Regions from separate parts of the Homo sapiens genome. Here region 2 is linked to region 1. Evidence: read pairs that join two places in POLR2A ChIA-PET (ENCODE). Cell type or tissue: HepG2. All regions are shown on one strand. Each heading gives the region's core, and the rest is flanking DNA. Links, peaks and the distances in the headings are about the cores only. Region 1 overlaps LOC105369334 (a long non-coding RNA gene). Region 2 overlaps PLAAT3 (phospholipase A and acyltransferase 3).

Evidence for each region. Peaks named below come from ENCODE experiments on the same cell type or tissue, not always from the same donor. Only the 100,000 strongest peaks of a DNase experiment are listed, where the experiment ranks them.
Region 2: POLR2A ChIA-PET joins it to region 1 with 5 read pairs; 2 of 35 experiments call an interaction of 5 or more read pairs at or near these places.

Annotation. Positions count from the first base shown.
Region 1 is chr11:63,246,048-63,250,569 of GRCh38, reverse strand. LOC105369334 (a long non-coding RNA gene) reads left to right here. Exons shown (of 3, transcript XR_950178.3): 3 at 3,327-4,522. Among named protein-coding and RNA genes, the nearest start is that of SLC22A25, 4.7 kb to the right of the region's middle. In HepG2, for the core only: no CTCF peak of the experiment used is centred there; DNase peaks (open chromatin) are centred at 209, 2,679 and 3,179.
Region 2 is chr11:63,600,965-63,605,228 of GRCh38, reverse strand. The region is part of intron 2 of PLAAT3 (phospholipase A and acyltransferase 3); the gene reads left to right. Among named protein-coding and RNA genes, the nearest start is that of PLAAT3, 11 kb to the left of the region's middle. RefSeq lists enhancers at 1-82, 3,325-3,826. In HepG2, for the core only: no CTCF peak of the experiment used is centred there; a DNase peak (open chromatin) is centred at 1,898.

The DNA.
Region 1 (4,522 bases), core at 200-4,199:
TACTAGACTTCTATGTCTTTAAGGAGTGTGTCACATGAGTCTCCTTGGAGGAGGATGTACTCAAAGTAATGTCACACCTGTGTTCCTGGAGAAAGGTGAATATCCTCAAAATCTTGTCTGCAAAGATTGCATGGAATGACAAAGTTATGGAGATACCCCATGGGTATCCTGGAAAAGGTGTCCCTTTAGAGGTCAAGGCAAACTTTGACCTGAGAGGATGTTGAAATAGGAACTGAACAGTACATGAAAGGCAATCAATAAGAGCAAATATTTACTGGTTATTGCTTAAATAGAAGCAGTCAGTTTAATGAAATTGGACATTAAATATGAAAGCCTTGATGGATAGGATCATGACATTAAGCCTGCGTTAATCCATAGTGAGATATCTTTTATTTTATGTTTTCAGATTTAAGAACAGGCAAAATTGGGCTGCCAAATGGAGAAGCAGAGGAGAAAATCAGTCTTTTATTAATTAGCTTTTATATAATAAATTTGAATCCTTGAGGCCCTGTATTAATTTACATTGGGTCAGATTAACTATTTTAACTGGGGATTGAAGGGGTCCCCTTTTATCAAGCCAATTTATGTCAAAGGCTAAATTTATTATTTATTATGTTAGAGTATTTATGTTGAATATGGAATATTTTAAGGCAGTGGATTCTATGACTATGAGAAATTTAAACAAGGATACAGGTTTTTTCTAACTTTTAAGTTCGGGGGTACAAGTGCTGGTTTGTTACATAGATAAACTTGTATCATGGGACTATATCGGACAGATTATTTCATCACCTAGGTATTAAGCCTAGTACTCATTAGTTTTTTTTCTTGATTCTCTTCCACCTTTGGCCCTCCATCCTCCAAAAGGCCCCAGTGTGTGTAATTCCCCTCTACACATCCATGTGTTCCATCATTTAGCTCCCATTTATAAGTGAGAACATGCAGCATTTGGTTTTCTTTTCCTGTGTTATTATGCTAAGGATAATGGCCTCCAGCTCCATCCATGTCCCTCAAAAGGACATAATCTCATTCTTTTTTATGGCTGCTTAGTATTCCATGGTGTATATGTACCACATTTTCTTTATCCAGCCCACCATTAGTGAACATTTAGGTTGATTCCATGTCTTTGCTATTGTGAATAGTGCTGCAATGAACATACACGTGCATGTGTCTTTTTAATTGAATGATTTATATTCCTTTGGGTATATACCCAGTAATGGGATTGCTGGGTTGAATGGTATTTCTTTCTTTAGATCTTTGAGGAATTGCCACACTGTCTTTCACACTGGCTGAACTAATTTACACTCCCACCGATAGAGTATGAGCATTCGTTTTTCTCCACAACCTCACCAGCATGTTTGTTTGTTTTTACTTTTTAATAATAGCTGTTCTGACTGGCGTGAGATGGTATCTCATTGTGGTTTTGGTTTGCATTTCTCTAACAACCAGTAATGTGGGGCTCTTTTTCATATGATTGTTGGCTGCAGCTATGGCTTCTTTTCAAAAGTGTCTGTTCATGTCCTTTGCCCACTTTTCTATGGGGTTATTTATTTGTTTCTTGTAAACTTGTTAAGTTCCTTGTAGAGGCTGGATATTAGACCTTTGTCAGATGCATACTTTGCATAATTTTTCTCCCAGCCTGTTTACTCTGTTGATAGTTTGTGTTGCTGTGCAGCAGCTCTTTAGTATAATTTGATTCCATTTGTCAATTTTTGTCTTGTTTAAATTGCTTTTGGCATCATCATGAAATCTTTGCCCATGCCTACTTCTTGAGTGGTATTTCCTAGGTTTTCTTCCAGGGTTTTTACAGTTTTGAGTTTTACACCTAAGTCTTTAATCCATCTTGAGTTAATTTTTGTATATGGTGTAAGGAAAGGGTCCAGTTTCAGTCTTCTGCATATGGCTAGCCAATTCTGCCAGCAACATTTTTTGAATATGGAATCCTTTCCCCACTGCTAAAGTGAGGCAAACTCATTTTTCTTTATATATATTTAAGTATCTTCTCAAGATTATAGGAGCAGAGTGTTTAAATTTAGTGGAATCCTGGTGTATCATTGTAATTTGAGTCCCAGGGTTGATTAAGCTTGTGAAGTTCTGCCAATTGATGCATTTTAACAAATGTTAAAGTTAAGTTAAAGTCTATGTTATAGAGGCACAAAAGCCAATCAGTGTCTTTTTTAAATCATTTTGTTATATAAGTCCTTTAGTATAGAAATTTAGTATATAAATTTTGGATTTCTAATTGAGTCAAATTATGGAAGTTTGTTTTAACTTATTATATAAAATATACACATATACTTCATTTATCTATTTATTGTATTATGTATGTATATGTAATTTATTTAATTAGCTTTTATTTCCCCCCTGTATCTAGGGGCTTGTTTCTAAATCAGTAAGTAATATAGGGCTAATATCATGTTTGGTAGACCTGGTGTTTACTCAGGACTTAAGTTTAAAGTTCTTTTACTTATTTTTCAGATTCGTAGCCACCTACAGCTTTTTCCTTTTGTGCTGTAGTTTTGTTTGTTGTTTTTGTTTTTAGACTTTTAGTCTTCTGAAGTCGTGGCTCTTAGTTTTAATTTCTGATTTAAAAAAAGAGAGAGAGACAGGGTGCTGGTCCATCTAAGCAGTAGTCTCTCTCTTGAATCACCCCAGACTGCAAGATAATCATTACCTCCCTCCCACATAGGGACCTTGCTTTTTCTTTTAAGTAAATATTTAGAATAACTAGGCGCTAAAAAGTTTTTTTTTTTTTTTGAGACAGAATTTATTTTACTCTGTTGCCCAGGCTGGAGTGCAATGGCATGATCTTGGCTCACTGCAAACTCCGCCTCCCAGGTTCAAGCAATTCTCATGCCTCAGCCTCACAAGTACTTGGGATTACAGGCATGTGCCACCACACCTGGCTAGTTTTTGTATTTTTAGTAGAGACAGGGTTTCACCATGTTGGTCAGGCTGGTCTCAAACTCCCGACCTCAGGTGATCCACCCACCTCGGCCTCCTAAAGTGCTTGGGATTACAGGCAGGAGCCACTGCACCCAGCCTAAAAAGAATGTGTTCCCTCGCTCTCTCAATGTTTATGTGACAAGCTTCTGGTGGCTGTGAGTGGCCTCCCTTGTGAGCCTTGGCTTTCATTAGTGGTTCTCTTCAGCCCCATTTACTGACAGCCACCTCCTTCTTTTTTTTTTTTTTTAGGTCATGAGTTTATTGTCCAGTAGTCGGGCAGGCTTGTGCCTTTCCTTATTTGTCAGATTCTTTCATTTGCTGATTCTGTTTAAGCTCAAGGGTCAGTCACTGTGAAATGAATTTGCACCTCGTTTTCTCTTTAGGCTCCAAGACTCCCAAGAACTCCAGGGCTCCCACTTTCCCCATTCTGTGGGACTCCTTAGGGCCCAGAAGAGTGTGCTGTGCAAAGTTGGCTTTTAGAAAACTGGCTAGCTAGCTTGCTGGCTCCTCCACTTTCCTCTCCAAAACTTCAGAATTCACCACTCACTGTCCTACCAGAAATCCCCTAGAATTTTAAGGTCATGCTTACTCACAAAGTCTTGAACCCTTCTAAACACACTTCCCAAGAGACTGACTTATCTGGAATCTCATCTCTATAGAGAAGCAGCCTCTTCATCTCCCTTCAACTATCTTCCCATACTTCTCTGAACAATTTTTCTTGTCCTGCCAATTCAGTGTGATTGAAAACCTGAAAACCACTTAGCAGAGAATCTGGGCTTACATAGTGCTTGCCTGTGCAGTTGGAGACAGAGGAGGGAGAAGGAAGCACCGCAAATACTGCATGCTGCAGATTCATCTACTCACAGATTCAGACCTAGGAAAACTGTAGAGAAGACCCTCAACTCAGTGTCCATTCCAGAGAAGGGGGAAGATGGAGGAAAATGTTTCAAGATGAAAGGGCCCAATGCAGAGGATGCCCTGCTTTTGAAAAAGCTACAAGATGAGGATCCACATATAGCCTGCTGGAATTCCTTTTAGTCTGTTTCCTGATACCTGGTACCCAAGTGCAAATTATGACGTCCTAGTCTGCTGCATAAATGTCTGTACTGAACATCTTCCTTGTAGGGGAGGAAGGATCCCTTGGTTCAGTGTACTTTTTCCATCATAATGAGCATACCAGAGTCAAAATGGGAGCCCAGTGGCCTTCATGACCAAAAAGGTCCCTGGGATTGAGACCACCCTGCCTTCCACCTGAGAAGGAGTTTAGCCCTGTTCACCCTGCTTCTCTGTTCCTCACACTAATAGACTCCCAAGCAGAAACTGTATGGTTGTGAGTTATTGTGAAAACAAAAGTGTGAATCATTGTCTTTTATAGTTGTTGATTTTGTCCAGTAAACCCGAGGTAAAGAACACTCTGTCTCTGATGAATGTGATCAGAGGAAAAAGAGAAAAGAAAAAACAACAACCATGAATATGCAACCAGAAGAAGACAAACTACAGAAGGGTTTTTCCAATATGAAGAACTCTTATCTCAACCATCTATTTCAGGACTTGGAGTTTAAGCAATAAAATAATATAC
Region 2 (4,264 bases), core at 265-4,264, 350 kb before region 1:
GAGATGGAGTTTCACCATGTTGGCCAGGCTGGTCTCGCACTCTTGACCTCAGGTGATCCACCCACCTTGGCTTCCCAAAGTGCTAGGATTACAAGGCGTGAGCCACTGCGCCCGGCCTCAATTTTGAACGTTTGAAAATTTTTCGTGATAAAATGTTGAGAAGCATGCTGTAAACTTAAAAGATACTCATTGCAGAAGACCTGGAATATATAGAAAAATAGAAGGAAGCAAAAATTATCACAAAAACCACGCTTAGCCCCAGCACCCAGAAACCAGAGGGAATGTCCATTAGGATATTGTTATAGAGCTTTCTAGTCTTTTTGCTTGTGTCTGTTTTGCTATTTTTACATGATAGTGATTGTATGGATTACCACTGATTCTGTCAAGTCTTAGCTCAATTTCTGGTTCTAAAATGAACACATGCTTATTTAAACATTTTGGAAAACTAGAAAATACTTTTTTTTTTTTGAGGCAGTCTTGCTCTGTCGCCTAGATTGGAGTGCAATGGCATCATCTGGGCTCACTGCAAGCTCCACTTCTCAGGTTCAAGCGATTCTCCAGCCTCAGCCTCCTGAGTAGCTGGGACTACAGGCATGTACCACCATGCCTGGCTAATTTTTGTATTTTTTGTAGAGACAGGGTTTCACCATGTTGGCCAGGCTGGTCTCAAACTCCTGACTTCAAGTGATCCACCTTCCTTGGCCTCCCAAAGTGCTGGGATTACAGGTGTGAGCCCCCGCGCCCGGCCTAGAATATAATTAAAAAGAAAATTAATACCTTCAATTGAGAGGCAGTTTCATGAGGTTTGGCAACAGACAATATCTACATTTCCCAACTTAAAAACTGCAAGTCCATCAACATGAGTATTTTTTCCCTTTAAATACTTTTTAACATTTTTATTGTCAAAGTAATTCATATTAATAAAATTCAAACAATAAAATAATATAACATGAAATATAAAAGTTCTGAATCCCAACCACGCACTGTTGCGTATGTAATATATAACAGCTTGGTTATTTTCCTTAGCTCATATGTAGTGTATAATACGTTTTCTGTATAAATGTATAAAAAAGTCTATTATATGTATATATATTATTGAAAAAGGCTGGAGTGCAGTGGCGTGATCTCAGCTCACTGCAACCTCCACCTCCCAGGTTCAAGTGATTCTCTTGCCTCAGCTTCTCGAGTGGCTGGGACTCCAGGCATGTGCCACTATGCCCAGCTAATTTTTGTATTTTCAGTACAGACAGGGTTTTGCCATGTTGGCCAGGCTGGTCTCAAACTCCTAACCCCAAGTGATCCACCCACCTTGGCCTCCCAAAGTGCTGGGATTACAGGCATGAGCCACTGTGCCCGGCCTAAAAATGTATTTTAAGCAACAATGGAATAATAATGTCTTTCAACTTGCTTTTCTCAATTAATATTTCCATGCCTGCTCATGTAAATTCACCTTACTCTCTCTAATATCTCTGTCTGTGTGTGTGTGTGTGTGTGTGTGTGTGTGTGTGTGTGTGTGTGTGTGTGTAGGATAATTTACTTAACTAGCCCTTTTTGATGGTTGTTAGGGTTTTTTTTTCTTTTCTTTTTTTTCCTTCAACTTTTATTTTAAGTTCCAGGGTACATGTGCAGGATGTGCAGGTTTGTCACAAAGGTAAAAGTGTGCCATGGTGGTTTGCTGCACAGATCAACCCCATTACCTGGGTATTAAGCCCGGCATCCAAGCTGTTTTTTTCAATGTGAATTTCAGAGACCAGAAATTGCTCCTCAGTTTGCTTGCTAAGGAAAATGGTTGCTATGCAGCTCTTGGTAACACTGCTTTTGTGGAAAGATAAAGGCTTTTTGTTCTGAAATCCCGTGGGTGCAGAGTCTCAACTCTGCCATTGTTGTTGCGTGAGCTGTGTGGGAGAGCCTTGGTCACTGTGTGGGCTGGGGTTCTCCTGAACTTTGCCATGGAGGAGGCAGTTCTCTTCTCAGGCACTCTGCTGGCCCTGACCTTGATCCTGGAACAGAGAACTACCTGACAAGGCAGTGCAGTAGCATTCCTGGAATCAATGTAGGTTCTTTTACAATAGGGGTTGGCAAACTTTTCCTGTAAATGGACAGATAGTAAACATTTTATTATTTTATTTATTTTTTGAGATAGAGTCTTGCTCTGTTGCCCAGGCTGGAGTGCAATGGCGTGATCTCAGCTCACTGCAACCTCCGCCTCTGGGTTCAAGCGATTCTCCCTGCCTCAGCCTCCTGAGTAGCTGGGACTACGGGAGCCTGCCAACAGGCGTGGCTAATTTTTGTATTTTTAGTAGAGACAGTGTTTCACCAAGTTGGCCAGGCTGATCTCGAACTCCTGACCTCAAGTGATCTGCCTGCCTTGGCCTCCCAAAGTTCTGGGATTACAGGCATGAGCCGCTGCGCCTGGCCATCATAGTAAGCATTTTAGATCTTGCAGGCTATATGGTCTCTGTCACAACTATTCAACCCTGCTGTTGTAGAGAGGAGCCAGGGTAGACACAATGTAAATGTATGAGCCTGGCGATGTTCCACTAAAGCATTATGGACACTGAAATTTGAATTTCATATAATTTTCATGTGTCACAAAATACTATTCCTCCTTTGACTTTTCCCCCAAGCATTAAAAAAAAAAAAGTACAAACCATTCTTAGCTTGCAGGCAGACCTCTTGCAGGCAGAGGTCCAAATTTGGCCCATGAACTGCAGTTTTCATACTTCTAAATTTAGAACATGAGTTTTTGGATTCTTAGTTTTGATTCAGCTGAGATGGGTGACGTGTATAATGATAAGTACTTGTTTTTCTAGGTGGATCTTAGTGGTAGAGGTGAATTATTCATATCTTCATTTCATAGCGCCCTGTCCTTGCTGGTCCCTACAAGACTCCCCTGTCTTCTGTGTTTATTTGTTCCCTTTAATCATCATTTTTTTTTTTTTTGAGACAGTTTCACTGTCACCCAGGCTGGAGGGCAGTGGTGCGATCTTGGCTCACTGCAACCTCCGCCTCCTGGGTTCAAGTGATTCTCCTGCCTCAGCCTCCCAAGTAGCTGGTATTACAGATGTGCACCACCACGCCTGGCTAATTTTTGTATTTTTAGTAGAGACGGGGGGTTTCACCATATTGGCCAGGCTCGTCTCAAACTTCTGACTTCACGTGATCTGCCTGCCTCGGCCTCCCAAAGTGCTGAGATTACAGGTATGAGCCACTGTGCCTGGCCTCCTTTTGTTTTTTTTTTTTTTTTTGAGACAGAGTTTCGCTCTTGTCACCCAGGCTGGAATGCAATGGTGCAATCTCTGCTCACTGCAACCCCCACCACCTCCTGGGTTCAAGCAATTCTCCAGCCTCAGCCTCTCGAGTAGCTGGGATTACTGGCGTACGCCACCACGTCTGGCTAATTTTTTTTATTTTTGGTAGAGGCAGGGCTTCACCATGTTGGCCAGCCTGGTCTTGAACTCCTGACCTCGGGTGATCCGCCCACCTTGGCCTCCCAAAGTGTTGGGATTACAGGCGTGAGCCACTGCATCCGGCCATGTATCTTTAATTTATATAAGTGGCATTTTGTTACAGAGCTCATCCCCATTTTTCCACTTCGCAGTGTCTTTTAAAGATATCCAACTTGCCAAGTGACCATCAAACCCTTGCTCCTAACTAGTGTGTAGGGCTCCATAGGTGAGCCCACTGTCTTTTACTTCATTTTCAAAAAGAAGTTGTCTTGAGTGAGATTATGTGTTGAGCTTGAGCGTAATTATGTGTTGAGCTTGGGAATATGTATCTCTTGCCCTTACAAAGAATAGGCAGATTGGCTGAATGTCAAAAAAAAAAAAAAATTACAGCTTTTTTCCCTTCTAAACTGTAAATAAATATTTAAAATTTATTTATTATTATTATTTTTTGAGATGGAGTCTCACTCTGTCACCCAGGCTGGCGGATCACAAGGTCAGGAGATCGCGACCATCATGGCTAACATGGTGAAACCCCATCTCTACTAAAAATACAAAAAAATAGCCGGATGTGGTGGCAGGCGCCTGTAGTCCCAGCTACTTGGGAGGCTGAGGTGGGAGAATGACATGAACCCGGGAAGCGGAGCTTGCAGTGAGCCGAGATCGTGCCACTGTACTCCAGCCTGGGTGACAGAGAGAGACTCTGCCTCAAAAAAAAAAAAAAAAATTTTTTTTTTTGTTTAATTTTTATTTATTTTTAAAATTTAGTTTCTTAAAAAAAATTAAGTTATAACTTACCCTTTCAGTGTTTACTTCTG